Regions from separate parts of the Homo sapiens genome. Here all the other regions are linked to region 6. A link is an interaction called in ENCODE POLR2A ChIA-PET data of the cell type or tissue named here. Cell type or tissue: MCF 10A. All regions are shown on one strand. Links, peaks and the distances in the headings refer to the core of each region. The heading gives the core; the rest is flanking DNA. Region 1 overlaps LOC124904510 (a long non-coding RNA gene). Region 2 has its middle 180 kb from the start of KCNK2. Region 3 has its middle 220 kb from the start of KCNK2. Region 4 has its middle 210 kb from the start of CENPF. Region 5 holds the start of KCNK2 (potassium two pore domain channel subfamily K member 2). Region 6 has its middle 59 kb from the start of KCNK2.

Evidence for each region. Peaks named below come from ENCODE experiments on the same cell type or tissue, not always from the same donor. Only the 100,000 strongest peaks of a DNase experiment are listed, where the experiment ranks them.
Region 1: POLR2A ChIA-PET joins it to region 6 with 17 read pairs; 4 of 35 experiments call an interaction of 5 or more read pairs at or near these places.
Region 2: POLR2A ChIA-PET joins it to region 6 with 25 read pairs; 2 of 35 experiments call an interaction of 5 or more read pairs at or near these places.
Region 3: POLR2A ChIA-PET joins it to region 6 with 14 read pairs; 2 of 35 experiments call an interaction of 5 or more read pairs at or near these places.
Region 4: POLR2A ChIA-PET joins it to region 6 with 19 read pairs; 2 of 35 experiments call an interaction of 5 or more read pairs at or near these places.
Region 5: POLR2A ChIA-PET joins it to region 6 with 12 read pairs; 2 of 35 experiments call an interaction of 5 or more read pairs at or near these places.

What each region holds. Positions count from the first base shown.
Region 1 is chr1:214,954,578-214,959,818 of GRCh38, forward strand. The region is part of intron 1 of LOC124904510 (a long non-coding RNA gene); the gene reads left to right. Among named protein-coding and RNA genes, the nearest start is that of KCNK2, 130 kb to the right of the region's middle. In MCF 10A, for the core only: no CTCF peak of the experiment used is centred there; a DNase peak (open chromatin) is centred at 2,934.
Region 2 is chr1:214,900,324-214,905,564 of GRCh38, forward strand. No RefSeq gene overlaps it. Among named protein-coding and RNA genes, the nearest start is that of KCNK2, 180 kb to the right of the region's middle. In MCF 10A, for the core only: no CTCF peak of the experiment used is centred there; DNase peaks (open chromatin) are centred at 1,568 and 2,788.
Region 3 is chr1:214,861,040-214,866,280 of GRCh38, forward strand. No RefSeq gene overlaps it. Among named protein-coding and RNA genes, the nearest start is that of KCNK2, 220 kb to the right of the region's middle. In MCF 10A, for the core only: no CTCF peak of the experiment used is centred there; a DNase peak (open chromatin) is centred at 4,072.
Region 4 is chr1:214,806,250-214,811,490 of GRCh38, forward strand. No RefSeq gene overlaps it. Among named protein-coding and RNA genes, the nearest start is that of CENPF, 210 kb to the left of the region's middle. In MCF 10A, for the core only: a CTCF peak has its summit at 2,795 (motif pointing right); a DNase peak (open chromatin) is centred at 2,802.
Region 5 is chr1:215,082,700-215,087,730 of GRCh38, forward strand. KCNK2 (potassium two pore domain channel subfamily K member 2) reads left to right here and starts at 38. Exons shown (of 7, transcript NM_001017425.3): 1 at 38-732; 2 at 3,669-3,979. The coding sequence starts at 687. RefSeq lists an enhancer at 396-918. In MCF 10A, for the core only: no CTCF peak of the experiment used is centred there; no DNase peak of the experiment used is centred there.
Region 6 is chr1:215,020,717-215,025,957 of GRCh38, forward strand. It overlaps a transcript of KCNK2 not described here. Among named protein-coding and RNA genes, the nearest start is that of KCNK2, 59 kb to the right of the region's middle. In MCF 10A, for the core only: no CTCF peak of the experiment used is centred there; DNase peaks (open chromatin) are centred at 2,285, 2,665 and 2,945.

The sequences.
Region 1 (5,241 bases), core at 441-4,440, 66 kb before region 6:
TTTATTGTTTCTCCTTCTTTGTCCTTGTTATAGAAAAAAACTAATTTTCCTTGAGGAAATGATTAATTGGTAAGATTATATATAAAGAAAAGCACACATGTTACTATTTTAAGACAGTATTTTACTGCTCCTACACTTGTGCTTGGCACTTCCTAAAATTAATGACCTTGATTAAATATGCACTGACTGTGTCAGTGTATGGAAGAGGAAACTGACCTGCAGAGTATAGGTCAGGTGCATAAGGTCACTTGGCCATTGGTAGTCATGACAAGAATAGAAGGCAGGAATGTCTGTCTGTAAGACCAAAGCCCTAATTGTAACAGTGACTATCTTCAATTTAAATTGGGCAAAAGTGTTTAAGTGTATTATATGGTATTAATGATTTATATTGCTTATAGTTAATGGAAGAAGAATACCAAAAGAGTAACGTGGTGGCCTGAATTGGCTTAGTAATAATTGCTGACATCCATGGTAGTGTCCTCTTGTTGCCATATGGTACTCAATGAAGAATTAACAAACCTTATATTACTGCTTTTGGTCCTAAGGCTTTTGAGCATAGGGCAAGACAAAAGAGAAAGTCTCTCTTCCACACACTAAATGGGGGCAGAGACCGGGCCATTCTGGTTTCTGAGTTTTATCCCACTTCTTGGAGAGGAGTGTCACTTACTTTGTACTTCAGCATCCCTTGCCCCTTGTTTATACTCCTTACAAAACAATACCAATACATGACAGAGCCAGTGGGCATATAAGTTACCGGTATAGGAAAGAATTTCAATGGATGTAGACTGTTTTCCACATTTAAGGATTGTTTTCCTTTCCAGAAAGGAAAATGGCCAATCTAATAATTTTGATGATGATAATCATAATGACAGTGAAATGGTGGAAATTAATTCCATGTTCTATGGTTTGGGCTTTGCATATAATTGTATTAGTGAGCAAAAAATAAAAAAAGATCTTGACAGACCCATTGAAATGGAATAAATTACAAAATTAATCAAATCTATTTGTCATTATTCCTGGCATATTTTATTTTTAGATTTTATTTATAAAAAGATGAATAATTAACTTTACTTATAACAAAGTAAGCTATTCATGGGAACTCCAAGTCCCATAAATTACTTCACCTTTCTTTAAAAGCAATGCAGAAAATATCTGTTGCCACTTTACTATTATCTTATTAGTAATTAAATTTTAATCAGGAATTTGGAAAGTACACATTAATGCAATGATTTGTATACTTGACCAAAGACTATGCGGAGGAAGGTATAAAATGAAAGTGAAGAAAATTATGAGGGATGAAATGGGAGAGAATGTGGAAATGATTTGAGGCTTGGGATTCTGTACTAGGAGCTCAGTATTTCAAGATTCTTTTTTTTTTTTTTTTTGAGACGGAGTCTCACTCTGTTGCCCAGGTTGGAGTGCAGTGGCACGATCTTGGCTCATTGCAAGCTCTGCCTCCTGGGTTCACGCCATTCTCCTGCCTCAGCCTCCCTAGTAGCTGGAACTACAGGCGCCCGCCACCACTCCCAGCTAATTTTTTGTATTTTTAGTAGAGACGGGGTTTCACTGTGTTAGCCAGGATGGTCTCGATCTCCTGACCTCGTGATCTGCCCGCGTCGGCCTCTCAAAGTGCTGGGATTACAGGTGTGAGCCACTGTGCCCAGCCTCAAGATTCTTAAGAAGAACATGAAGGTTTTGGCTTACTTACCCAACAATGAAAGAGAAGAGAGCTGTGTAAAAACAGTGTTATGAAGGAATAAGATTTGTTCATGGTCCCCAACATAGATGAATTAGCTATGTGTTTAAATTGCAGGTTTTAATTAGTTGTAAAGAATTTCCCAACTTTTCAGTTGCAAAATCCAGGAAAAGGTTAATAAAGATAGATCGTTCATTGGCTCATTTAACCATTTAATTAATTTAACTATTATTTGTTAAGTATGTATTGTGTATGAGGCACTGTGTAAGCACTGGGCATGCTTCTATCGTTAAGATTGAGACTATCATTGGCTTTATTTATCTTATAGGCTTTCAGAAACTTTGTCATCTTCATGAATATTCTAATGAATAGACAGAGGTCCCCAATTAAATTGCTACTTCCGAATTCTGAGGCTTTACCTCATTAAATTCAGCAGGGAGTTTTCCCTGTTCTCTGAGGTTTGCTACTATTCCTGAAGTGTGGAAGAGGAGAAGCATTTTCTCTAATCCCATCAGCAAGTGTGGACAACATTTCTGTTTTCTCTCCCTTAAAGTTTCAGGAAGTTTTAAGAAAAAGTTTACTGGAGGCACATTAGAGGTGAGACAAACATCTTGCTTACAGTGGTGGTTTAGGTAGAGGATCCATTTCTTATGTACTGAGTGCTAGTATGCTGAGGAGGGGCACAGGTCTGAAAAAGGGAAAAACAGAGTAAAATGCATCAAAGCTCAAGGGAGAGGTAAAGGATCAATGAGGTAGAGGTTCTATGCAGAGGTGGATGGGCGGTGTCTGTGGGCGTGTATGTTGAAAACAGATGGTGTTATGGATTAAATGTCTGTGTCCCCCTAAAAATCACATGCTGGAACCTAAGACCCAATGTGATAGTATTAAGAGGAGGGTCTTTAGGAGATGATTAAATCTGAAGATTAGTGCCCTTATAAAAAAGGTCAAGGGAACTAGTTAGGCCCTTTGACCTTCCACCTTGGCCATTTTGAGGACACAGCACCAAAGTGCCCTTCTGAGAGCAGAGAGCAAGCCTTCATCAGACGCAGAATCTACTGGTGTCTTGATCTTGGACTTCCCAGCTTCCAGAACTGTGAGCAATAAAGTTCCATTCCTTATAAATTATTCAGTCTCAGGCATTTTGTGATAGCAGCATGAACAGACTAAGACAGATGGGTATATGTTTTTCATTTGCCTGTGGTGTTTGGCCCTTGGCAAGATAGTGACGCATATTTTGAACATCATGTGGCAAGTTGTGCAACATCCTGTCTCTGCAAGAGCTCAAATGTCTCCTGCTGCACCTTCTTCATACTCAGTTGCAGATTGAGTCGAACTCCCGTCTCCAAACCCAGGCTTCCTGCTTAGGAAGAAGAAGTGAGCTCTTACCCGTGCCTTTTTCATTAAATAGGCTCTTTCCCCTTCCTTGTCTCTTGAGTCCAAACCCTTACTTGTAATGAGAACCTGGACTTAACACTTGTGTAGTATTTCAGTTCACTGGATCCTAGCTTGCTCTTGGGACTCTTTTCTCCTATCCTCTTTGAACCAGTTCCCATAACTGGCCATTATTTCCTCCCAAGAGGTTCCCCGATGTTCACTGCCTCTCAGCTGTGGGTTTTTTGTATGCCGGAACGACCCCCTGACATCCTACTCTGTCTCACTAATATGGAATGCTGCCTACATTTCTGCCCTTGTTTGGTAAAGAGGGATTTGGGGGATAATTCTTGACTCATCAGCGACCTTCTCTCTTTTGTATTCAGCTTGTAATCATGCTAATTCTGGTTCTGTGGCTGTCATAGTCAGTTTAGGCTGCTATTATGAACTACCATAGACTGGGTGGCTTACAACAATAGGCATTTGTTCCTCACTGTTCTGAAGTCTGGGGAGTTCAAGATCAAGATGCCTGCAGATTTGGTGTCTAGTGAGGGCCCTTCCTCATAGCCATCATCTCACTCTAACCTCACATAGAAGGGATGAGGGGTCTCTCTCAGCCTCCTATTCATGAGGGCTCCAGGCCTATGATCTATGCACCTCCTAAAGCCCCCACCTCCTAATACCATTACATTGGGGGTAAGAATTTCAACATACGAATTTTAGGGGGTCACAAACATTCAGAACATGGCAGTGGGGTTGTAGAAATATTAGCTAGAATTAAGGATCACTGTGTATACAAACCATAAAGTTGAAAGTGATTGTATTGATTAGATAATATGTTTGCTAAGATTACCTCTTGAACTGTCTAAGATGATAGAGGAAAATAATCCTAGCTGACAAGCTTGAGAATAAATTGGGAGTAACAACCACCTGTCAAGGGAGGGGGCTCCAGAACACTGAGAAGAAGAGGACAGTTGGGCACAGGGGCACCCGAAGAGCATGTGATGCTCAGCCTAGACACAAACTCTGACTGCTGGACCCACAGGCCAACTGCAGCTCTCAGAGGAATGAGGAAATACTTTGAGAAAACTTCTTAGAATTCTATGAGGAACAAACCTGCCATTTTCTATTTGTCTAGAGTCCAGTAACTCTGCCCTGCTGGAACCTGTCTTGAAACCCTTGGGGGTTCTCTGGCCTTTCACAATTCTAAAGCCATGTTGTGCTCCCCGTAATTAAAGGTAGAAGGAAGAAGCTTTAGCTTTGTTTATTATTTTATTATTATTTTTTATTTTTCCATCAGTTATAGGGGTATTGGGGTACACGTGGTATTTGGTTACATGAGTAAGTTCTTCAGTGGTGATTTGTGGGATTTTGGTGCACTCGTCACCTGAGCAGTATAAACTGCCCCACATTTGTAGTCTTTTATCCCTTGACCCCCTCCTGCCCTTCCCTCCAAGTCTCCAAAGTCCATTGTATCATTCTTATGTCTTTGCGTCCTCATAGCTTAGCTCCCACATATTGGTGAGGACATACGATATTTGATTTTCCATTCCTGAGTTACATCACTTAGAATAATAGTCTCCAGTCTCACCTAGGTCACTGCAAATGCTGTTAATTCATTCCTAAAAGCTTTAGCTTTTTGTTCTTCACTCGCCTAAGTAGCATTGGGGGCCACACTCTCTTTTTTGGAAGAAAGAGAAAGGAATTTTAATTACAGTTTTAAAATGCAACCCCAACTTGCTGCAATATTACCTTAATACTTTAGTTTCCTGTCTGAACACTATCCCATGGCTTTCTTATAATAATTTCTTTACTTCTATTTTGGACTGTGATGTATCAGTCTAGTTATTATATTTTAGTCATTAAGTAATTCAATCTAAAAACAAAAACGTTTGTTAAGCGACTATGCTAATTGCTGAGGGTAAATAGTAAAATACAATTCAATCTCTAGTTTTAAGGAGGAAAACCAACAGATGAATCACTAAGTGGCATAAAGTGATATGGAGGCTGTGACAAAAATATGTATAGGATAAAGTGGAGGCAGAAGGGAGAGGGATCAGGTACCATAGTTGAAATGACTTTTGGGTGAGTTTTGAAAGTCCCATAAGTCAATTTCAATGCCTGTTTTGTACTGGCTCCAACACTGGTGTCAGGCCAGACTTGCTTCCCTTAAC
Region 2 (5,241 bases), core at 852-4,851, 120 kb before region 6:
ACATTGCAAAAAATATGCATCCTGGAATGAGAGGAATCTGTGGCCAATTTTGAAATCTATCATTGTTTGATTTATCAGTTACAGAAAGAGTTGTACTAAAATTGCTCTCACAATGGTAGATTTTTCTTTTTCCCTTTGTAATTCTGTCAATTTTTGCTTTATGTATCTTGAAGATATATTATTTTATGCATACAAGTTTAGAATTTGAATATTTTCCTGGAGAATTAAAGCTTTTATTATTACAAATTAGGTTTTTCTTTCTACCTTTTTGGTTTTCAGACTTTCCTTTTTATAAGGATGTCTAGCTGCCTGAAGAACTCCTAATAGAATGTTATTAGTGAAGGTCTACATCCCTTCTGAAGGTAAATTTTTTAGTTTTACTTATCAGAAAATATTTTTTAGGCCGGGTGTGGTGGCTCATGCCCATAATCCCAGCACTTTGGGTGGCCAAGGCGGGCAGGTCACTTCAGGTCAGGAGTTTGAGACCAGCCTGGCCAAACTACCTGTCTCTACTAAAAATACAAAAGTTAGCCAGGCGTGATGGTGCATGCCTGTAATACCAGCTACTCAAGAGGCCTTATTATTTATAGGTATTTTTGCTGGATATAATCGGATGACAATGATTTTCTCTCAACACTGAAAATGCTATTATACCATCTTCCAACTTCTGCTGTTCTTTTTGATATGTAATTGGCAGTCTGATTTGCCTTCTTTTCTCATGGTTGCTTTTTACTCCTTCTCATTTTTGTGGTGTTCTAAACTTTCAACATAATATGAGTGAATAGGAATTCTTTTTATTTTGCCTATGCAGGATTTGGTGTATTATTAGATCTATTGAATTGGTGACTTTTGTTACCTTTTGGCAATATTTTTTTTTCAAATATTGCCTCTGTCTTATTATTTATTTTCTTTTCTTCTAAAATTTTCATTAGATGTACATTTGACTTGCTCACGATTATTTACTTCTTCGTATGGTGCCATTCATAATTTAAGAATTTACCTCGACAAGCTCTAGGCACTAAAAATCAAACAAAAGACTAATTGGTCAGTGTTCCTATATTTGAAACACTTACTGTAATCTCTTTGAAGTCATTTGTTTGTTATTTAGCTGTGCATCATTTTATCCCTTTCTGCTTTTCTCTGCTCCAGAGTACTGAGAACTTTGTCTTGGAACTCTTAGTGTATGCTGCTTGAGTTAATAAAAGGGATATTTACTTGTTAATCGTTCAAATCAAGCCTCCACATATTGCCACCTAAGAACCACCCTTTGAAACTAAGGATAATAGTGTGTATGTGTATGTGTGTGTTTGTGTGTGTGGAAGCATATACGAATGATGTAACTGTCCAAATGTTTTCATTAGAGAAAATACATTCCACTATGCAGCTAGGGAAGTGGAGGAAGATGACAAGTTGGGAGGGAACAATTGAGATTTCTCTTTCTAACTCTCCCTCCTGCCTCCCCATAGAAGTGTCTTCTCTGTTTAAGAGAGAGAGAAGTTTGACTTGCATATCAACTGCATTAATCAGAGGGTGGGGCCAAAGCAGGGTGACTTTGCCAGTTCTTTCTTAGCTTTCTGTCAATCTCTTGGAAAGACCTGCACTCAAACATTTCTGTATTTCTATATCATGAAATGAGTAATCCAAGTCAGATCTTTACTGTCTCAGTTATAACTTCCTCACTTGTGACTTAACGTTTGAGTCAGAATAGTGTGGATCCTGAATTCCAAAACTTGAGTGGAAGGAGGCAGCACTGCTGTAGTGTTCAGTCTAGCTGTTCCCGGAGATCCATAAATAAAGCTGATAATTTGTTCAATTTAGCTCAATTCTGTGGATTTTTTTTCCCTACTGACTAGAGACCAAGAAAGGAATATGGTGATAGAATTCCAACATTGTATTGTACCTTGGAATTTTCATAGATTGTGTAGAAACAACTACTCATGAGAAATAAAGGCTGGATAGTATTTACTGTAATTGATTACAATAAATGCAATGAATTGGCAAATATTGAAATACATTTTAATGGCAAAATATATCTCTTTACTATTATGTAAAAATTGGTGATTAGGAGAAAACATAATGAAACAGAAAGATAATGAATTAAAATGGCTTTGGGTAGCATATATCCTAATTATTTTCTTTTGATTTGTTTTTTAGTTTGCTGTTAACTGATTTTGAAGTTTTGATGATTCCTGTAAGGCAAGGATCAAATTTAGTAGAAGTTCTTGTATTCTTGAAATTACATCACAAGATTTATTGAAATCAATGTCTTCAATGTTCTACTCAATGTCTCAGCCTATTTTTCTGAAGAAAACTCTTACAATTTTTATAGGTAGAATAAAAAACATCACCAAACTCAGCAAATAACTTTCAAAGAAGATATCATTAATGAATAAGTGAAGAGAAAATGCTTGTAGATAAAGTGGCTTGATGTCCAGGATGGGAAAACACTGGTAAAAATTTCCCTGCTTAAAAGAGGAAATCATGTTCTTGAACTTGTATTACTCATCAATGAAATGCATAGCTCTGATAACAAATACGAAGTATCCTGAGCCTGCCATCTAACACATCCATAGACATGCTGTGAAAAAGGAAAGGTAAGAGTGGTCTTAAGGAGATTTATTTTGGAGGATACACCAAAACAACAATAACACCAACACCAACAAACACTAGAAAAACAAACAAACCAAAATTCCATGAAATTCACCTAGAATTTTGAGTTCACTTTCCTGACTAGTTTGCACTGTTTAATTTGTGCAATATAGAAACTGTGACTTAAAGAGGCTAAATAGTTAGTCAGAGATGACTCAGCTAGGTGGCTAGGATAGACCAGATCCAAGTCAAGAATTCCTTGTGCTTGAAAACAAATTCTTTTAATTAGGATAACCCCATCATAGTTAATGGCTATTTTCTCAACAATTCAGTGGCTATTCATGATATGTGAACAAATATGGTATAAGACTTGTATTCGATGCTGTGATCTGAATGTGCCCCCAAAGTTCATATGTTGAAACTTAATCACCAGTATGACAATATTAAGAGGTTGGGCCTTTAGGATATGGTTAAGTAATGAGGGTAGAACCCTCATGAATGATATTAGTGACCTTATGAATGGATTGAAGGGAGTGCCCTAGTCCCTTTTGCCCTTCTGCCTTCTGATGTGTGAGAACTCAGCAATAAGGCGCCATCTTAGAAGCAGAGAGCCTACACCAGACACCAATTCTGCCAGTGTCTAGATCTTCAATTTCCCAGCTTCCAGAACTGTAAGAAATAAATATCTGTTCTTTGTAAATTACCTAGTCTCAAGTATTTTGTTATAGCAGCACAAATGGACTTAGACACTGGCCAATTATCTGGTATGTTAACAAAAATGGGGTAAGTGATCAACATTTGCACATGAGTAAGTACACAAATAATTAGTTGTCTAGCTCTTAGGATTTTTAAAAACTATTACATGAAAAAAGAAAGTACAAAGTATAGTGACATCATTCTGTAATATTAAATTCACTTGCTCTTCTGAATCATGTTTTTGATTTTTAATCAAACTAGATCTGTCTCAGAATTAAATAACCAACTCAATTTCTTTGGGAAATTAAGCTATGACTTCTGTGTGTCTAAAATGCAGTCTTTCTGTGTGTCTGTGATTCCTTTGGCCGTTATTCTCAGATGATTTTTTTTCTTATGATAATATAAGTGCTAGTGATGAATGCAATTGACATCATAATACAATGGCCTCGCAACAACAACAAAAAACCAAACAAGCAATAAAAGTTAGGATAGATTGAATACAAATTGCTATTTGGTATAATATTTAATGCTTTTTCTGCACTGAAGTTTTCAAAGAGAACAGCATATACTCTGTGCTCTTAAGGCTAACAAAACAAAAACACTAGCTTTTTGTACACCTTGAAATATAATACCATGTAATTTATACATGCTGTTGCCTTGACAGTTTTATTTCACATTCCTAAACTTCCCTTGAGCAAAGCTCTTAAAAATTATATCTAGCAGTAGAAAAGTTGGAGTCTTTAAAAACAAAATCAAAGGAGACAAAACTTGCTTAAAGTCTTATTGTCTATTTTCCCAACATTACCTCTTTGCCCATAATCCAGAAGTGAATGTTCTATTTCTAAAGTTATTTTTAGTACATGCACTTTTCTGCTTCCCTAATTCTTTTTAAAATGCAAACTGACATACATATGAACCACCCCCTCTGCCCCCACCCATAGAAACTCACAAACATTGAAAATACTAATGGGCTCCACATAGGAGAGAAGACTTAATTGTTTTTTAATAATAGAATAAAATTAAGAAGATTCAAAAGTAACCTATATTATAAATATTAAGTTCCCAAGAGAAATAAAATGGATCCAAAATGAGCTGTTCATAGAAATTGTTTCCATACATTAGAGGCTAGCATGAACAGCTGTCTAGATTTTTAATTTTTCTGAGATACCAAACTCATTTTAGTAAAACAATTGAAGTATAATTTTAAGATTATGGTATCAAATGAATAAAAGGTAAATTAACATTTCTGCATAGTCATATCGATGTTAAGTAAACATAAATTGGCTAAACAATTACATAAACTGTGAGTATTCACATTACAAAAAGTGTGACCTCATTTTGCAAAATCATTAACTGCTTCCCTTAATACACGTAAGCCTTGGATAACAAATCAGTAACTGCTTTGCAAAAGTGAAATGGAGGAAAGGTAGAAATTTTGAAAAGTATACCTTTAGGAGCCATTGCTAAACAAAATCATTTGGAAATGAAACTAACGTTGTAACTCTTAGGCAATAAAAGGTAAGTTTTATTAATAGGTTTCACTTGTTTTTAGAAATATATCTTTCAATAAATTCTTTTTTATTTTTCCTCCGCTGTTGAATCCAATGTTTTACAGCATTTTTCTCCCTTCTTGTTTCTCTCTTCTATGACACTCCTGAGAAAATACCCTACTTGAGACCCAAGATTCTTTATACTACCTTGTAACCATTTTCCTTCTCACAAGAAGCCAATGAATGAATGATTGGTGACTATATACAAAGAAACAAAAGGAAGGAGACTACATGGAATCTGATCATCCTTTGTTAAATGTTCTCTTTGGAAATAATTCTTATTTTGTTTTCTTTTTTTAATTAAAATCATGATAAAGCTTGCCCATCAGTGTCCTAAAATAATACACAACACAGTCGAACATGTGAAACACAGAATATCACAAAGGATCATAAATTCTATTGTGAG
Region 3 (5,241 bases), core at 424-4,423, 160 kb before region 6:
TTATTTTCACCTTGCATTATATGCTGTTGTTCTTCCATGCTCTCAGCCATTGCATTTAGTCTAAAGAGTCTTTCTGGTCCTTAATTTAAAAATAATGTTTAAATTACGTATATAACACATGGTTACACTATATGTTTGTAAATGTCAAACATTATAGATAAGAGTAAAGCACTTTTGACCACCAGCCCAATCTGAGACCACATTCCATTCTTGTATAATTTGAAAACTTGCTAAATATACAGTTTTTCTATATTGAGTCGAAATTCTTTCCACCCCCAAAATTTGCTAATTTTCACAGCTTAATATACCATCCATTATATAAGTTAATATCTTTCTTGATGGTTTTCATATCTGATCTTCAGAGGTGCTGCCTACTAGAAATTTCACATTGGAGTTAGCTAAAGCAATCTTAAATGTAATATGGGCAAGACTGAAATCCTGATTTTCTAGCTCTAATCTTTTCCCGAAAAAACTTTCCCAACATTTCCTAATTCAATGATTAGTTGTTACTATTTACCCAATTGCCTCAGATTAAAGTTTTACCCCTTGCATCCAGTGTGTCACCAAATACTATTGATTTTATATCAGAAAAACGTCTTTAATATTCACTTTTCTCCACTATGCTTTTCAGCTTAAGCCATGTTGATATAGTATCTCAGCTGGTTTACTGCAAGAGTCCATACCAAAGAGTCTTTGCATGTGCTGTTGTCTGTGTCTGGAATGCTTTCCTTTCTATCTTTGGTTAACTCATCCTTTGACTCTTAACACAACTATTGCTTCTTTATAGAAGCCATCTCATCTCACACTCTTAAGCATATATCAGGTTTCTGCCCGCAAAAAGTATGTCTCATATTTCTGTACTCATATTTCAATTTATAATTAAATTCTGTCTTCCTTGCTGGATTTAAGCTCCATCAGAGTAGGGACTCTTCCTGAATTGGCACATATTTAACATCTGGGACTGTGACAACCAGCCCCTTAGTTTCAGTGTTTCAACCCCTTTTACATTAACAGTCTTTACTTCTATCTGTCCTATTTCCAAGCCCCTTGTGCTCACTATAATCTGACTTTACTCAGTACATTTCCACCTCCAGGAATTAATATTCCGAAATTCCCTTCTGAAACCATTACCTATGCATTGCCTTTTTCATTTCTCCTGGAATGTTTTCTCTGTGTTCAATACGATATCCTGTTGCAAAAGTAGTTTGGTTTTTCTAGTTATTTCATCTTTTAGCGAGTGTCACTTGCCTCTCTATCCAGTGTGGATTCCAGAACTTATCCTATCAGCATTATTCTTTCTTAAAAGTTAGCTTTCTATATCTTTTTGCAATTTCTTATCCCACGTTTTGCCAACCCGCAAAATGGGTAAATAAGTTATTTCAGAACGTGGGAACACATAGGTGAAATGGATACATTTCTTAAAAAATAACTTAGTTTTAAACATTAAAGAAATAGGATCATTATTTAAAAGATCTTCCTACAAAGAAAACATCATGTTCAGACATTTTTTACCCAATGAATTCTGCCAAACATTCAAGAAACAGAACTACAATCTTACACGAAATCTTTCAGAGAACCAAATGAGTCAGAATAATGACTAACTTATTTAATGCAGCTAATATAACCTTGACACAAAACCCAGACAAGGATGATATAAGAAAATTTACAGACCAATATAACTTATAAATATTGCTGCAAATATATCAAACAAAATACTAGCAATCCAAGTTAAATAATGTATAAGAATGAAAAAATCATGACCAAATTATTTTTTTTCCCAGAAATACTACTGTGGCTCAAAAATGTGAAAATCTGTTAGTATAAATTTTCTCTTTAATGAGTTTAAATAGAAAAAACCATATGTTCACTTTGGATGCATAAAAGAGATTTGATAAAATTTAATGCACATTTATTACCAAAAATACCTCTAGCAACTAGAAAAAGAAGATGTGGCAGGGTCTGCTGTTTTTCTCTTATATCTTTTTATTCTTTCTCTTTGTAATAACATAACACCTTATTAGATGTTAGGCATTTAATTGCTCAAGGTAAGAACTGAGCTTCCCTTGAAGCTAGCTGTGACTATTATGAAGGCCTTTTTAATGGGACATAATTTAGAGTTATCTGTGGAATTGCAGAGTTGTACCCTTATAGGGAGGGAGCATGGCTCTCTCTTCCTCTGGTTGGAGAAGGGACCTGATGTTGAGCTATCTCAGACTCTGTGGAGGAGGAAACACCTTAGGAATGGTGGAAAAATAGAAAGAAGCTAGATTCCTGATGGCTGTATACAAAGTGACTTCCTTAATAGCTTAGACTTTAATGTGACAGAGAAATGAACTTCTGTCTATATAAGGCATTTTAAAAGTTAGATCTCTGTTACAACAGGCAAAACTTGGCTAATAATAGGTGAGAATCTCCTTAACTCAATAAAGTATATTTTAAAAGTTTCTACGAAAACATCATATTCAAAGTTAGAGTATTTTCTTTAAGATCGGTAGTGACCACTATAATCACATATACTTAACATTTAACTGAGAGCCTTAGAGCAATAGGGCAAAAACAAAAAATAAATTTTATAACAAATAGAAAGACCAAAAAAAGCTGAGTGATATGGATTAGCTCTCTACCTTTATCAGATACTCGAAACAATCTGAAGAATGTTAGAATTAATAAAAGAGTTCATTAAGTTTACTGGGTACACAAGTAATATACAAAGCATATAAGAACATATAAAGCAAATAGAGCTAGAAAATATAATTATGAAAAAGTATTTATAATTACAAAAAAGATACTTTGAGAATAAAAATTACTAAATATGAGAGCTGTATAGATAAAATAATAAAATAATAAAACTTAATTGAAAGATTAATTATTAGCTAAATAAAATGAAAGAGATTCTCATGGATAGAAAGAATACTAAATAAAAGTCAATTCTCTTCTAGTTTATATAAGCATATTTACATGTGGATATGTATATATTTATATATGTGTGTATATACACACATACATATGTATTTTTATATATATTCAATGCAATTGCAATAAAAATCCTGGTAGGATTTTCTAGTGGAACTTTAAAAGACAATTAAAAAATTACATGGAAGTGCAAAAGACCAAGAATAACAAAAACATTCTTGAAAAGCAATATTAGTAGAGTCTCCTAACTAGATATCAAACTTTTTCATATAAAGTTACAGAAAGTAGAGCACAGGGATAAAATAAGTGACCAGTGAAATAGAATAGAGAGCATAGAAACAATCACAGATATAGCTGAAACTCTGATTTATAATGAAGGTGCGATTGTAGATTATGCAGAAAGGATGTCTACTCAGAATACAGTATGTTACTAAAACAATTCGTTTTCTCTATGGAACAAAAAGAAACACGAACATGAATCCTTACTTTATGCTACATAGTAAGACCATTCTGAAATGCATTAAGACCTTGAATGGAAAAAAAAGAACCAAAACTTTTAGAAGAACACATGAGCTAACAATTGGTTAGTGGAGTGGTCCTTAAAAAGTGAGAAAAAGCACAAACCATAAAACAAAAGATTAATAAATTTGACTATATCAACTTTAAATTTCTGTTCATCGAAAGAGACCATAATGAGACTAAAAAGAGAGATTCCAACCTGGTAGAAAATATTTGAAACAGGTATTACTAATAAAAAATTCGTATACCAAATACATAAAATGGCTACAAATTTATTGAATAAATGCAACTGCCCAAAAAGGGCAAAATAAACATTAATTGGGTTTGAACAAAAAAGAGGAAACAGGATTGAACAAAAAATGGAAAGAAGAAATTAGGATTGAACAAAAGAGGCCATCTTGAACGGCCAAAACAAGAGAAAATATATTAAACAAATGTGTATCCAAGAGAATGCAAACTAAAAGTGCACTAGATTGGATAATGCTAAGTATTGGAGAAGCTGTGGTCAAATGGTAAGATTATTAATTTGGTGAACCAGTTTGGTTAAAAACAGAAAAATTCACAATAAAGTTGAATGTCCACATACCTTATGACAAAGTCATTCCACTCTTGTGTATGTTGTAAGAGAAATTCTTGCACATGTGCCAGGGACTTGCATAATATCATGAATATCAGCATTTTCCCAATACCAGAAAATAGAGAACAACTCAAGTATTCACTAACCGGAGAATGGATAAATCAATTTTAGTGCCTCAATTGAAAGGAATACTATGTATCAGTAAAAATAAATGAGTTATTACTTTAAGAATCAACCTGAATGAATGCAAAATCATTACTGTATTAAAAGAAATTTTCAGAAGAATATGTGATTATGATTCTGCCTATATAAACTTTCAAATTAGGTAAAACAAATAAAATTGTCATTTAGAGATATGTGTATGGATGCATGGCAAAGGTAGAAAGAAAAGCAAGGCACTGATTAACTCATGATTCAGTTATTGGTTATGTTTGGTGAATGGAAGTGCACGTGCTCAAGGAGGTGCATAGAGGGATTCAAAGACATTAGTCATGCTGTAATTTTTAGGCTTAGAAGCTTTTACAGTGTGTTTGCTTTTAACTATTCACATACGTTAAATACACTCCTCTGAATGATGTGTTACACAATTAAAAAGTAGAGGTTAAAGAAGACTATCTCTTCATTGCTTTTACTCCTTGTCCCTCCAATTCATTTCGCAAAGCATCACATTCTGGCTCATGATTCCCACTATTTTCCTGAAACTGTTGCCTCTGGGATCACCAATAACTTTCTAATTAGTAGATGCAAATATATCTCACTTGAATAAGAAATCACCCTTTCTTGCAACATTCTCTTCTATTAGTATCTCTGGAAAGCCACTCTCCCATTTCTTCTCTGCATTTAAAGAAAAAAGAAGTAAAAAGTCACTTCTGAAGGTTAAATTAACTTTAAGCCATAAAAAAATTATTTGCCATATTTTGCAAATTGTATTTGAGTAGCAAATATTTATTAAGCACACACTATATACAGAGCATGGAAAATTCAGAAAACAATCTCCATTCTCAACTCTGTTCTTTGGCCCATCATGTATGGTATTATTATGTTGTTGCATTGCTATAGAGAAATACCTGAGACTGGATAATTTATAAAGAAAAGAAGTTTAATTGGCTCATGGTTCTGCAGGCTTTACAGGAAGCATGGTGCTGGCATCTGCTGGGCTTTTGGTCAAGCCTGAGGGCATTTTCAATCATGGTGGAAGGTGAAGAGGAAACAGGTACATCGCATGGTGTGAG
Region 4 (5,241 bases), core at 604-4,603, 210 kb before region 6:
GCTGCAGCATTATTTAGAAGATCTAGCTAAGATCATTGATGAAGGTAGCTATATTAAACAACAAATTTTCAATGTAAATAAAACAGCCTTCTATTGGAAGGGGGTCTAGGACTTTCATAGCTAGAGAGGAGAAGTCAATGCCTGGCTTCAAAGCTTAAAAGAACAGGCTGACCCTTGTTAAGGGCTAATGAAGCTGGTGACTTTAAGGTGGAGCCAGTACTTACTAGCCATTCTGAAAATTCCAGGGCCCTTTAGAATTATGGTAAATCTACTCTGCCTATGCTCTGGAAATGGAACAACAAAGCTTGGATGACAGCACATCTTTTTATAGATTTGTTTAGTGAATATTTTAAGCCCACTGTTGAGACCTACTGCTGAGAAAAAAATATTTCTTCTAAAAGATTACTGCTCATTGACAATGCAACTGTTCACCAAAGAGCTCTGCTGGAGATGCACAAGAGGATGAATGTTGCATTCATGCCTACTAACACAACATCCATTCTGCAGCTCATGGATCATGGAAAAATTTTGACTTTCAAGTCTTATTATTTAAGATATTCATTTCGTAAGCTGCCATAGATAATGATTCCTCTGATGGATCTGGGCAGAAGAAATTGAAAACCTTCTGGAAAGGATTCACCATTCCAGATGCCATTAAGAACATTCATAATTCATGGGAGGAGGTCTAAATGTCAACATTAACAGGAGTTTGGAAGAAGTTGATTCCAACCCTCAAGAATGACTTTGAGGAGTTCAAGACTTCAGTGGAGAAAGTAACTACAGATGTGGTGAAAACAGCGAGAGAAATATAATTAAAATGGAGCCTGCAGATGGGACTGAATTGCCACAATCTCATGAGAAAACATGAATGGATGAGGAGTTGCTTATTATGGATGAACAAAGAAAGCAGTTTCTTGAGATGGACTCAACTGCTGGTGAAGATACTGTGAACAATGACAACAAAGTATCTAGAATATTAAGCTGAGTTGATAAAGCAGTGGCTGAGTTTGAGAATATTGACACCAATTTTGAAAGAAATTTTTCTGTGGGTAAAATGCTATAAAACATTGTCACATGCTATAGAGAAATCTTTTGTGACAAGAAAAGTCAATTGACATTGCCAACCTAGTTGTTGTCTTATTTTAAGAAATTGACACAGCCATCCGAAAATTCAGCAGCCACCGCCCAGGTCAACCATCGACATTGAGGTAAAACCCTCCACCAGCAAACAGGTTATGACTTGCCGAAGGCTTAGATGATTTCAGCATTTTTTTTTTTAGCAATAAAGCATATTTAATTAAGATATGTACACTTTTTAGACATAATGCAGTTGCACACCTAATAGACTACACTATAATGTAAACGTAACTTTTTTTTTTTTTTTTTTTGGAGATGGAGTTTCGCTCTTGTTGACCAGGCTGGAGTGCAATCGCATGATCTCAGCTCACTGCAACCTCCGCCTCCTGGGTTCAAGCGATTCTCCTGCTTCAGCCTCCCGAGTAGCTAGGATTGCAGGCATGCACCACCACGCCCAGCTAATTTTGTATTTTTAGTAGAGATGGGGTTTCTCCATGTTGGTCAGGCTGGTCTCAAACTCCCGACCTCAGGTGATCCACCCATCTTGGCCTCCCAAAGTGCTGAGATTATAGGCATGAGCCACCGCGCCTGGCCAATGTAGACATAACTTTCATGTGCACTGGAAAACAAAAAAATTCATGTGACTTACTTTATTGCAATATTTGCTTTATTGCAGTGGTCTGGGATTGAACCTACAATATCTCTGAGGCATGCCTGTACACTGTAACTTTTGGATAAGTGATTTAGCCAAAATGCCTCTATAATTATAGTATTTGTGCAGAAAATTTTAAAAAATAAAAAATTATGGACAAATGTAAGGGGATCATTTGTTCAGCATTTCCATCCTCAGTTCTTTCGCAAAAGAGTTTATGACCATGTATATTTGAAACTCACATTACCTCCCTTACTCCTCTGGATCTCCAATACTACCTGCCGTTAAAAGTCATCCCTTTTCTCTCAATAAATCATTTCAAAGTTGATTCTCACTAGAAGTGAAACTGAACTACTATCTCACTATTGTTTCCACATGCTCATTGAGGAAACAATATTTGAAAAAATTAAACATCTCTTTGAGACCCCAGTATATGTGCAACCTTGTAGTATGTACTATGAGTACATAAAGATGCTATGTTCTGCCCATTTTCTTGGGAATTCACAATCTAAAAGAGATCATGAACTCTGACATAGGCAGACAAGAATACATTTAGGAAATCTGTGATTTAGTAGTGACGGGGCAGATGTGCATATGAGCAGCACTCTCACAGAAATCAAACTTTAAATGAAAAGTAGTGATAGGTGGCAATGAAAGGCGGCGATAACATGAGGTCAATAAAGTGCTATCTTATTTATGCTGCACTTTCTCATATGTTGTCTCATATGATCCTCACAATAAACTCGGTATGAAGGAAGGCAGGTATCATCTTATTTTGTGGGTGAGAAACTCAGACTCAAGGAAACCAACTCACCTCCCCAGAGTTTATAGTAGTTAATTGGAGAACTGGAATTGATTTCTAAATTCAGTCATTTTTACATGGCGGCAACTGGCTGAACACAGATTTTGGAGACTGAAGGTGGGAAAGAATGGAACTGAGAGAAAAGTTTTTGACATGACTTCTATTTTTAAAGAATTCGTGCATGACCTCTAGGTTGGTTGATTTTGGGGGTAGGGAGTAGAGGTGAAACTGAACTACTATCTCACTGGTCTCATGGATTAACCAATAGGTGGCACCAGGTCCTAATGCAAACCTTTTCTCCTTAAAGCTATAGCACAGACTACTGACCTTCCTTGAGCACTTGATAATTAAATTAGACAGATTAAAGTAGGAATCATAACCCTGCTTCCTGCTTCCTGAGATAGTTAGGGTCTGCTTTCTTGCGCACTTCAAATCAGTAAACAAAGAATATAAGGTAGGCATGAGAAAGTGGAAGGCATGAGGACTTGGAACATACTGACTTAGAATCAGCCATTTAGAGCTGAATACTTTTGGCCAAGCAATTTAATCCCTCTGAAGTCCAGCTCCTCACCTCTAAAGTAGTGACCAGTGCCTTCCTTTCACAACAGTTCTTGTTAAGATTAGTTATAATGTATACACCATGACTGGCACATAATAGTTGTTCAGCAAATGGTAGCTATATTTATCTGTATCTGGAAGATAGGTAAGGAAGCCATGTGTATACCTAATGTAACTCTAGATCCTTTTTTTTTTTTTTTTTTTTTTTTTTAAGGAAAGACATTTCCAAGTAGTAGATCTGATGTCTGCTATTGCTGGGGTATTATTCTTGTAACTGAAACATTTAGAAGAAGATTCCTTCATGAAGAGGGGTCAAGGGGGATAGCATTTCATGGTAGAAAGGAAATAGAGATGGTCTTGGATTATGCTATGAGAATTTTGATCCTCTTTCTCAGAAACAAGATTATTTTGTCAAAACTTCCAATAGGCAATGGGTCAATACATACATATTAGGTATATAGTTAATTATTCTGCATTTTTGAGATACAAAATATAGATCCTCTCACTTCAACAATTTATAGTTTAATAGAGGAAAGAGGAATAATACCCTGAAACAACTGAAAATGATAGTAGACTATGACTATGTATATATTTAATTGCTAAATGATATAGTTGTGTAGAATTAAAGTTAGTTTTTGATTTCCTGTTTATCTAATCTAACTGCTCATTTCTGTGATGTTTGAAATGGCTGGTTATCAGAGTAATTTTTGGGGAATCATAGCCAGCTTCTCAATAAATAACCCAACAGACAATAATAAATGAAATCCACAGAGGTCAAAAGTCAAGAGGGTCCCTTGCAATAATTGTCTTTTCATTCAGCAGAGCAGGTCACCCTCAGCAAGTAGAGTCTTGTGAATCTGCGTGTTAGTTCAGTTCTTTCAGGTTGCAAAATAAGAGAGATGTCAGTTCACCCAAGGAGAAAAAGCCTTGATATAAGTTTACAAAGAAAGGAAATAAACAATGGGAAACTTTCTCAGAAGGCTTCATGGAGCCTGGAAGCTTATTCCAGTACAATATGGTTCATGCAGTCCTGTTCTCTCATGCCCCCTCTGTAAGAGGAGTTTTTTGATTCCTTCTCCTGTTGGACAATTGTGGACACTCTGCTTCTTTTGCTCCTACCATCATCAAATAACTTCCTGTGGTTTCCTCATTTTGTCCTTCTTTCAATATCAACATTTCTGCTAACTTGTTGGTTGTACTCATGCCTTCTGTAAGCTTCTGAATGCCTTCTTTTTATCATTTTTCTCTGTCTCTTCTTTCCAACAACCCTCTGTCTGATGACTCTTTTAGTGTCAAATAGAGGATTTGATTGTGTCAAAATATAGCGTTCTCCTGGGTCACTTATCACCAGATAAGCTTCAGGTGAACTACTTTGATCACCTTACATCAGGTTTTCTTTCCTACTTTATTTACTTCCAAGGCGTTAGGGCTGCATAGTTCAGTGCATGGAGATGTAGATGTCAGGAAACTTTCAGAAGTGAGTTACGGCCATGGTAGCCATTTGAGGATCCTCAGGAAGGGTCAGTATATTTACAGCCATATTTCATGGTGTTCCCAAGGGGCTGCATAGACTAAGTACTGTACAAGAAATAAGAACTTAATGTTTTTGCCTGAGGTTCTCTATGTAAGCTGTGGGAACTGTGTCCATGTGTATAGATTTTTATTTCTGCTGTAACAAATGACTATGAACTTGGTGGATTAAAGCACCAAAACTTTGTTATTTTACAGTTCTGCAGGTCAGAATCCTCCCATGAGTATCAATGGATAGAAATCTAATTGTCAGCAGGGCTGAATTCTTTTATGGAGGCTCTAGAGGAGGTTCTGTTTCCAGGATCATTGACAGAGTTCAAGTCCTTGTCATTGGAGGATTGAGGACTTGTTTCCTTGCTGTTTGTCAGCTGAGGGTTATTCCCAGTGTCTAGAGGCTGCCTGTATTCCTTGGCTTGTGGCCTCTTTCTCCATCTTCAAAGGCAGCAACAGTGGGTCAAGTTGCTGTCAAGCTCCAGATCTCTCCTGCTTCTTCTTCGCTCTTCCCATCTCCCTGACTGACCCTTTTGCCTTTTTCTTCGCTCTTAAAGGCCCATGTAATTAGAGCGGGCCTATGAGGATATTCTAGGTTAATCTCCCATTCTTCAAGCAGTAATCACATATG
Region 5 (5,031 bases), core at 1-4,000, 62 kb after region 6:
GGGAGGAGGCGAAGAGGAGGGAGTTCCGAAAGGAGGGAAACGAGCCGGCAAGGGGCGACAGGAGCGAGCCGGGAAGGGAGAGCAGCGGAGGGCTGCAGAGCTGCGGGCGCCCGGACCGTGCCACACACCCCCCGCGGGGCACGGAGGGCATTGCGGGGGGAGACACACAAAGACATGCGAAGAGGGGCTGAACGAGGCTCGCGCACAAAGACGCCGGGGCGCACGGCAGCTGGGGCTGCACCCACCGCCCCCGCGCCGCGCCGTGCCGGGGCCGGGCCAGCGAGCAGCCCGGGGCTGAGCGCGTGGCGGCGGCGGCGGCGGCGGCGGCGGCGGGCAGGCGCGGGACCCGGGTCGCCCGCGCTCTCCGGGTGACCCGGGCCCGGCAGCAGGCGCGCGCGGGGGCGGCGGCGCCCAAGCCCAACTTGGCCTCCGCCTCGCCCTCTGCCCAGCCCGCCGGTGTCCCCTCCTTCCCGCGATTTCGTTTCTTCTCACGCTCCCCCCCCCGCCCCCTCCCGCGTCCAGCCCCGCTCTCCCCACCTTGTAAAACAAAGCCGGGGAAAATGCCTGCCCGTGCAGCTCGGAGCGCGCAGCCCGTCTCTGAATAAGAAGTGAGTACAATGGCGTGTTTGTAAAAAAAAGCTTCAAGTCCGTCTTTTTCAAAAAACATTTTGAATGCTGCATGCCTCATGCTTCCCAGCGCCTCGCGGGAGAGACCCGGCTATAGAGCAGGAGGTGAGACCCCCCCTCCGGTACCCCCACCCCTCTGGCCGCACGCTCTCCTGCCCCAGCCTTTTCTGGGAGGACTGCAAATGCCCCCTCTCAGCAAGCGGCCGTTTCCCATCTTCGCTTCGCGTCCAAAGTGTTGGGTCATAATCTGGATTTGGAGGCAAACCCTTGCCAGATCCTCTCCACGCCGCTTCTCCCCCCTCTCCCGCCGGTGCCCGGGGTTTTTGCATCTGCCTGAGGTATGGGTTTGGAACACCTTGGGGGAGTTTCCCATGGAGAAGGAGGGTCAGCCCTTGGGAGTAGCCGGCAGGCAGGACTCATGGTGACCCCGGTCACACTTGTTGCCCATTGCCTGGTGGGACAGGCAGTGGTGCTGAAAAAAGCTTGCTTCCGCTGCTATTCAGTGGTCAGTCGCCGCTGGAGCGAAGACATATCTGGGTGAGAACAGAAGACCGGGATTAACAGAAGACTGTGATGAGCTGGGGGAGGGGAGTGGGTAGTGACGGTGCTGAGTGTGTGTGGAAGGGGCAGCTTCTCTCCCTGATCATACATCAAATGGCGTGGAGGTGGAAACCAAGAGGTTCCCTGTATTAAAGATAAAAGTCTGCTTTTATTTTTTAAAAATATTATTTTGGTATTTCATCAGTTTCTGTCCATTCTGTCTGCCAAATGTACATTACATATATTTCTGCTAATTAAAAAATAAGGCAACAGCTTAAAAGAATTAAACTCCTTCTGGAAATGTATTAGGTTAATGCACACACACACACACACACACACACACACACACACACTCTTAAAAATACCTGCCCCTTTCCCCAAAAAGCATATAATGGCCATGTGGCAATGTCTTAATGGAATTTCAGATTGGGATTTGGTGCCATCAAGGTAAACAGTCTTAGTGCTTTCTGGTTCTGCAGAGTGTAAACCACTGATGTGAAAAATCACAAATAGGAGAGCACAGAGATCTGAGGAGGAGAGACTTGGAAATCTTCATTTAGAGAGATAATTGTGGAACTTCTATGTGATTTTTTTGTTGTTTTTGTTCCAAAGATGGCTAAATTTTAAATTATGACTTTTGTTTTTCACTCAGACTCACTAAGCAGCTAGGAGGTTGTGGGGAGTCTGCAGATTATAGTGATTTTAGCTATTATCAGCACTTCCATTTTAACAGTTTTTTTTAATTATAGCATTAAACACATGCCCAGTGCTAATTTTGAGTGAAGGTGTCTTTATAAATATTTTAAAGGTATCTACTAGCTTGTGGCTTTATTTGGAACAGGTGAATGTATCAGGAGAGAAACATGTGCATTCCTCTGTGTAGTAGGTTGAACCTTAGGAAATTGCTGTAATAAGCTATATGTACATGGAATCTCCACTTGGAGCCATGGGTACAGAAACCTCATCACAGCTCTAATTTCATCTCTTCCAAATCAGATCCATTTGGAGCTTTGCTGACTGAGGATCCTGCCTTCTGCCATCATTTTACAACACTACTTAGGTCTAGTGTTTTAAATATCTTTGTTTGCAAAGCTTCTTTTTGATGGGGAATTACAGATGTATTTTATGAATTAAAACTATGGTAGCCTACAATTAACTCACAGTGTTAGGTAAGAGGGCAGGGTAGGTAGCCATGTGAAAACTGGCATTTTTTATTAGCTTCTCATACTGAAGTAATTTCAGATGCCTGTAGGGTATTTGAGTGCAATTCCATGGAGATTTCTTATATACTTACCTGAAAGTGTGTTTTAGATAAGATTATCATTTTATAATCTATATTATATACACGATAGCAAGTTTACTGAAATCTGTAGCAATTATGGACTTTAAGCTGATTATTCTGTTTGAGTTGATGGTTTTTAAAAGTCTTATTTTTCGGCCATTCTATTAACCTTTTTTAGTTCAATGTTGTCTTTCCACAAAATGTCCTGTAGTAGGTGTTTTATTTTCCTCTTAGCAAGTAGAAGTCTAGTATCTCTTATATTTTTGAAAAAGAAATCCATTAATGATATTTTTGAACAGCTGTGATAAATAATAAATGGATTTATAGTCACCTCCGACTATATGGCAATTTGTTAGGGAACCATATAAATCCACTCTAATGGAGCAATTAGCTTTGAACAGAGCATGTAGACAGTCAAGGTGTGAGCCACGGTTTTCATTTTTTTCTTGATATTGTTCACATTTGAAAAGGAAGTTACTTGTCTTCTCTAGGTTGTGCCTAGGATTGACACAATGATTAGCAGTAACTTTTATTGGTAAAACATGTCCAAGATTGAAAAACAAAATACAGAGAATGTTTCATCATGAGCCCACTTTGGAGGACAGGCAAAAAGACAAGATTCGACCATCGAGTGGTTTATTTACCACCATGTTTTACCAGAAAATGATGAATGATTTATTTTGAGTAACAATGTTTGGATCACAAATTCTTTTATAATGCAATTCATTTATTGTAATAAATTTTAAAATGAAAATAGAGAATGTTCTTTATATTGCTTGCTTGTGATATAAAGTTCTTGAGAACGAGAATAACCATGAGCCGTCTTCCTGAGTATTCAAATATCTAGTTAAGTACCATCAACTCTTAGGAGTTCAGTATCTCTTTGTGGACCGGCACAGTGGACAGATGTAAATTTAGAAATTGATTAAGAAGCCCTCAGGCATTCTTTTCTTTTTTTGAAGTTTCTTGGTTCGACTCCAGTTTTTTTCCTCTCATTTTGAACTCCAATAGCAGCAGAGAGCACAGATCCAGCCCCCTTTCCTTGAACCCATATATGTGGTCCTGAGATCTAGTGACAGCACTCCTGGTTTGGGTTCCAGAGCTTCCACTAGGAGAGCGAGCGGAATTCAATCAACCTTCTCTGACCCCTTAAAGAAGAAGCCCGACCAATTCCCTTCTCATCTCCTCCAACCTAACCCTCATTCTCTGTTGTTGTCAGTGGCGGCACCTGACTTGCTGGATCCTAAATCTGCCGCTCAGAACTCCAAACCGAGGCTCTCGTTTTCCACGAAACCCACAGTGCTTGCTTCCCGGGTGGAGAGTGACACGACCATTAATGTTATGAAATGGAAGACGGTCTCCACGATATTCCTGGTGGTTGTCCTCTATCTGATCATCGGAGCCACCGTGTTCAAAGCATTGGAGCAGCCTCATGAGATTTCACAGAGGACCACCATTGTGATCCAGAAGCAAACATTCATATCCCAACATTCCTGTGTCAATTCGACGGAGCTGGATGAACTCATTCAGGTAATGGCATGGGAGGAGTTGTTACTCTGTTCCCCCAAATGGGAAATAAAGTGATAGGAGGAGACAACTTGTAGCCCAGTGTATTACAGGTGTGCTGGTGGGAGCCCTATCCCACCTCATTTGCCTTAACATATAGCTCTTTTCCCCAGTTTCTTTGTCTCATTTCCACTTCTCCTGCCTATATTCTCACTTCTGCCACTTTTTCTTCTCTTCCTCTTTTAGTTCTCTCTCCCAGTGTTCCTTCACATCCTCTTCTGCTTCTGTTCTTCTGTATTTCTTTCCTGTTGTCTTCCTGCTTTCTTTCCCTTTGCCCTGTCTTAGAAGTGCCAGTGGACATCCATGGGGTTGGGGTTACCACGCTGAAGGTCCTCATGGTTAGGATAATCATTGTCAACTGAGAAACATTGCTGTGGCAAAGGGGAGGAAAACAAAATATACAGAAATGTGCTTTAATCTTGGCAGTGGCCATCATAAGATAGAAAAGATGAATTCATGATGTGACCCTCTTGAGATGGGTACCGCTCAGGTCAATAAGTTGTAGCTTACCTCTGAAGCCAAGGTATAACTTTGATGACTACCTTTTTAAAGTATCTGCAGATAAGTGATTAATTATTGCTTCTCTAACCCCCAGCTAAGAGAAATTTACTAGTACACAGAAAAAGAGTTTTTGAATAAAACTAACTTAGTTCTAATTTACTTTATAATAGCAGAACAATATCCTTACAGAAAAACATTTTTGTTTTAAAAATTAATCACAGTAAGTTTCAGTTAGGCTCTTTAGAGATGGCAGTATTCTGGTTTTTGTAGATTTCTTTTGCATAAAACAATTCATTGGTCAAATCGGGATCTTAGTGAAGAAGAAAACTTTAGAATTTTCTCACAAGGAGTGACTTGACTGGTTGTTGAAAATGTTTTAATTGTATACACATTTGTTTTCCTATAGAGCCCACTTTTCTTACCTGATTTAATTCAAATTGGAATGGAAATTATCTGTGAGTCATCATCTGAGCATGTTCTTTCTTATTTCATATTTGGTTTTACATTGTTTGAAT
Region 6 (5,241 bases), core at 481-4,480:
CTGGGCCAAACCACAGTACCTTTAGATCTCAATGGTTTTCCAGTGTAACAAGTGAAAAATGATACTCATTTGGATGTGTAAATTATAGAGTTTGCTTTATACTTTATGCTACATTCTCGCCATATACTGTCAGATGCATTATTGGGATTAAAGACTCTCCAAGTAAAATGTCATACATAGGATATCACCTTTCAATTTCATTTTATAAGTCTCCTGGTCTGCCTACCTCTAATCTTCTAGTATAATATAAAAAATTCAATCGTGGTGGGAAGACAATAATTTCAATTATTTTAAATAATTCAAATTTTTTAAATCACACAGAGTTTATATTTTCAATGATGGATGAGAGTTGGATATTAGATATTAAGAACATATTTTTTAACTTTACAGTAATTTTCATCTATGTTTAGACAGTGAAAAATTATGCTTCAGGTAGTCATATTAAGTACCTGCAATTCTCAGCTTACCAACGGAACGGTTTAAGAAATATGATTTTATTTTCCTATAAGTGAACTTAAGTTATATTTCAAGTTCCCTATTTCATCTGGTTGAAATTCAATCTTGGTCAATGTGATGGTTGATTTTAGGTGTCGGCTTGACTGGGTTAAGGGTTACCCAGATAGCTGGGAAAGCATTATGTCTGGACACATCTCTGAGGGTGTTTCCAGGAGAGGTTGGCATCTGAATCGGTGGGCTGAGTAAGGAAGATCTGCCCTTACCCAAGGTGGGCAGGCACCTTTCTATTTGTTGAGGTCCTTGCTAGAACAAAAAGACAGAGGAAAGATGGATTTGCCCTCTCTTCTGGAGCTGGGACAACCATCTTTTTTTTTTTTTTTTTTTTTTTTTTGAGACGGAATCTCGCTCTGTCGCCCAGGCTGGAGTGCAGTGGCGCGATCTCCGCTCGCTGCAAGCTCCGCCTCCCAGGTTCATGCCATTCTCCTGCCTCAGCCTCCCGATTAACTGGGACTACAGGCGCCCGCCACCACGCCTGGCTAATTCTTTTTTGTATTTTTAGTAGAGACGGGGTTTCACCGTGTTAGCAAGGATGGTCTCAATCTCCTGACCTCGTCATCCGCCCGCCTCGGCCTCCCACGCCTGCTGGGATTACAGGCGTGAGCCACTGCGCCCGGCCACAACCATCTTCATCTGCCCTTGAATATCAGAATTCCAGGGTCTTAGACCTTTGGGTTCTGATATTGTACCAGCAGTACTCAGTTTCTTAGGCCTCAGCCTCAGGCTGAGACTTACAGCACTGGCTGCACTGGTTTTCAGGCATTTTGGCTCAACTGTATTGTACCACCAGTTTCCTTGGTTCTCCAGCTTGCAGATGACACACTGTGGGACTTGGCATCCATAATCATGTGAGCCAATTGCCACAATAAATCCCCTCCTATCTATCTATCTATCTATCTAATCATCTATCTATCTAATCCATCTATCTATCCTATTGTTTCCTTTCCTAGGAGCACTCTAACAGTCAATTTGGAATTTCTTCCATTGTTTCAAGGTCTTTTCCAAGTCAATTCAGGATCTTCCCAAATCCCATGTTTTCTTCTGGGTTCTAGAACTTTAAGAGGCCCAAGATCTTGGTGTGGCTATTTTGACATCTGCCTTGGAAGTATTTGCTGTGACATCACTGGTTGTTGAGTCCTCCACAGGTTGTAACCATGTCTTCCTTGCCCTTTGTATCAGATCTCTTCAAATCTGCTTGGCAATTTATGAGCTCCTCTTGTGAAACAAGAGACGTGTGTGGCTCTTCTCTTGTGCCATTCTAGGTCCACAGGGGATTTTCAAATTTGTCTCAGCCTTTTTTTGGCTGAATACCTTATGGAACCATTACTATTCAAATGCTATCATGCCAAGGAGGGCACAGGATATTTTTTTAAAATGCACTCCCTTACTAAGTTCCAGGTCACGGGCTCCATTCAAATCCCTAAACTTGTCTGAAGATGTGCAACCTTCCTTCTGCCTAACTTGGCCTATGGTTTGGGGAAGGTACATGGCCCTTTCCCAAAACACCAGGAACATCTAATCTGCCTTCTCCCTGATTTTTCTCTTCTTTTCCAGCCCAGCTAATCTTTATCTTGTCTAAAATGGGAAAGAAAGAAACAAACCCTGGATTTCACAACTTTAATGTTTATGCAAGGACTTTGACTTTTAAAGTGAAAGTCAGTGATTTACTCCTTCCTTCTTTCCTTCCCAGAGGCCATGAATCTAAAAGAGACTTTATTAGTGGGGTTAGAATCACATGGGTAAAAAGAATTACTAGAAATGGAAAGAAACAACTCAGTGATACAATATCTAAGTATGAACAGTATGCCTGTTAACACATGGATTTCCACAGCCTACAGATTTTGAAACTGAAGTAGGTGGCCCTGAAATATGAGCCTTTCGTTTTAATGGAGCTATTGCTACTGTAAAACAACTGTATAAATCCTTTCCAAAAAATCCCTTCTTGCATTTTAGGAACTTTCTCTAAGGCTTGTTATTATTATTATTTTTTTTGTATCTTTTTTTCCTGTATGGTGAGAGAATGAAATTTATTCTTGGAAATACATAAGCTCTTTGGGCTCAGGCCAGCCCTCTACTACAAAGGCATCTTCCTGTGCACTCTTCTTGACAGAGAACCCTGCCATATAATCCAGCTGTGCATAACTGAATGTGCCAGTTCAGTAATCCTTTAATGAATCACCTTTTAAAATCTGCCCCTCAGCCATAAGTATGTCACTTCAACATCATTTTATACTCTGAATTGAATTACATTAAAGCAGTTACAGCATGGAAAGAGGCAAGAGTATTTTACATTAAATCACTGGACAACAATCATAATCAATAGTTGAGTGCCCTAGTCAGTGAGCCCGACCATGTTATAAACTGATTTGGCTTCGACGACTTTTCCAGCTAAAGTCCAGCAACCAGTGAATGTCATTGCGTAAGCACCAAATTCCTGAATTTGTTTTGACATATATTCTCATCAGTAATGGCAATGATGCAGAACAATTGCACAATTTTAAAAATAAAATTTTGGGTTTGCAAAACACTTGGCTTTCCAGGTGAAGAAATTTGCATGAGAGGTGGCTCAAAGCTATGTTGATTTAGATGCAGCTTTTATCTGAGATGTGTCCAACCTAAATCCTACATTATACTCTATTTTGTTTTGCTTTGTCTCCCCTCCACTTCACCTTGCTGCCTTTAATGTTCTTGTCATTAGGACACAAAAGAGGAGAAGGATGAAATCTGCATACCTAGCTCTGCGGATTTTCCTAACCATTGCCAGGAAAATCCAGCAGGGTGCAGAAGTAAAACTGCTGCCAAGGAGTAGGCAGGAGAAAGGAAACATGGTCCTTTATGGATGGGGCATTTATTTTGCTTCTGGAAGAGTAAGGTGGCATGAACTTCCTAAGGCAGGTATAGGGATCTGAGTGGAGCAAGTGCTTCTGCACTGACACCTGACACCCTGTGGACTCACTGGAACTACCAGATGTTCCATAGGCATCTGTGGAACAAGGGTGACAAGAGACACATGGAATAAAACAATCTTTGAATGGGGCCAGTATTAGGTAAAGGACTTGCAGGCTGGAGCCAAGCCTAGGACCCTCCCTGATGTCAAGGCTGCATCCATATCAGACTCTCATACGGTTAGTGCACAGTTTTAAGAGGTCCAGTATTGCAGGAGCCCAGTTCACTTACGCAGTGAATAATATGTTTCTAATCCTAGCATTCAAGGCTGTATAAGCCTATGCCGTCTTTCAGACTTCTAACATTGCTTTCATACAAAAACACTTCCTCTAGCCCAGGTTATTGAAGGAGTAGGCTTAAAGATGTCTTGCAATATTTTGCCATAATTTTTTTTTCATGTAATTGTTCTGACATCTCAAAATCTTACCTATATACTGAGTGCCACCTCCTTTATAAAGCTTTTCATGCCTGAAATTCCCATTGAACAAATGTTGCTTAAATATCAAAGAGCCCTAAATGAGAAAAACAAAACAAAACAAAACATCTCAGCAATTAACTTTTATACACTGTGTAGGAGACTATCTAGGTACTTATCAAACATGTTTTAGCGGTATATAAAACCAAAACCAATTGCCCCACTCTTGTCTTTATATCCATCTCCACCCACCAGAGCTAACAAATTTAATAGCCTGTGGACTAAACTACATCTTTCTTCTTGCTCAAACAAATATATGTCTATAAAACATATGTTCATTATGTATCTACAGGAGTTTTTTTTTTTTTTTTTTTTAACTGAGATAAAACAGTGTTACACACATTATGTTGCAATTTGTGAATTTAGCCTTATAATATGTCTTGGACATAAATTTGTTAAAAGCTAAGCTATCTGATGGTTAAGTGCCAAGGTTTTAGGGTCACAGTGCCTGGGTTCAAATCCAAACCCTGGAGCTAAATAATCATGTAACTCTTCATAAATTACTTACTTAACCTCTTAGTTTTCTCATTGGTTAAATGAGGATAATATTTTCAATATTATTGTGGGATTATGGTGATGGTTAAATAAGTTCAGACATAAAAAGTACTCTAGAAAAGCACACTCAATAAAGGTGCTATAAATTGCTCCTCCAGGTCAGAAAATATGCATACATATGGACTTTTATACTTTTATGTAAGTGATATTATTATAAGGCTTTCTTTTCAGTATAACATTTTCTTTCCTTTTTCTGTTTCCTTATTTGTTCCCTATTCCCTGTCTTCATTCTCCTATATTTACCTCTCCTACACCACTTACTTTAAGTAATATAAATATTAATACCTGTAAACCCCCTTAACTAGTGTGGACTAATATGTATTATTCTGCATTATTTCAAAAGATTCCCTAAGTTTATGTCACATTATATATTATGTGCATACATATACACATATATGTGAGTATGTTTTTGTCATTATTTGCACTACAGAAATAAACCATATTGTACACAATTTTTCTTGCATCTTACTTTTTTCTGAATCAGTAGTAACTTTTGGAAATCCATTAGGTCTGAAAGTATAGCTGAATAATATTCTGTGCTGTGGATTACCGTGGTTTATTCCTTTGTGTACATATTTTTGCCACTACAAAGAATGCTGCAATAAACATCTGGATTCACATGTCCTTATTTACTGGCAGCTGTATTTCTATGGAATATATACGAAGGAGTGGGATTGCTTGGTCAAAAGGTTTATGTATTTTTACATTTTAATAAATGTTGCCCAATTGCTTTCTTAAAAAGCTGTACCAAT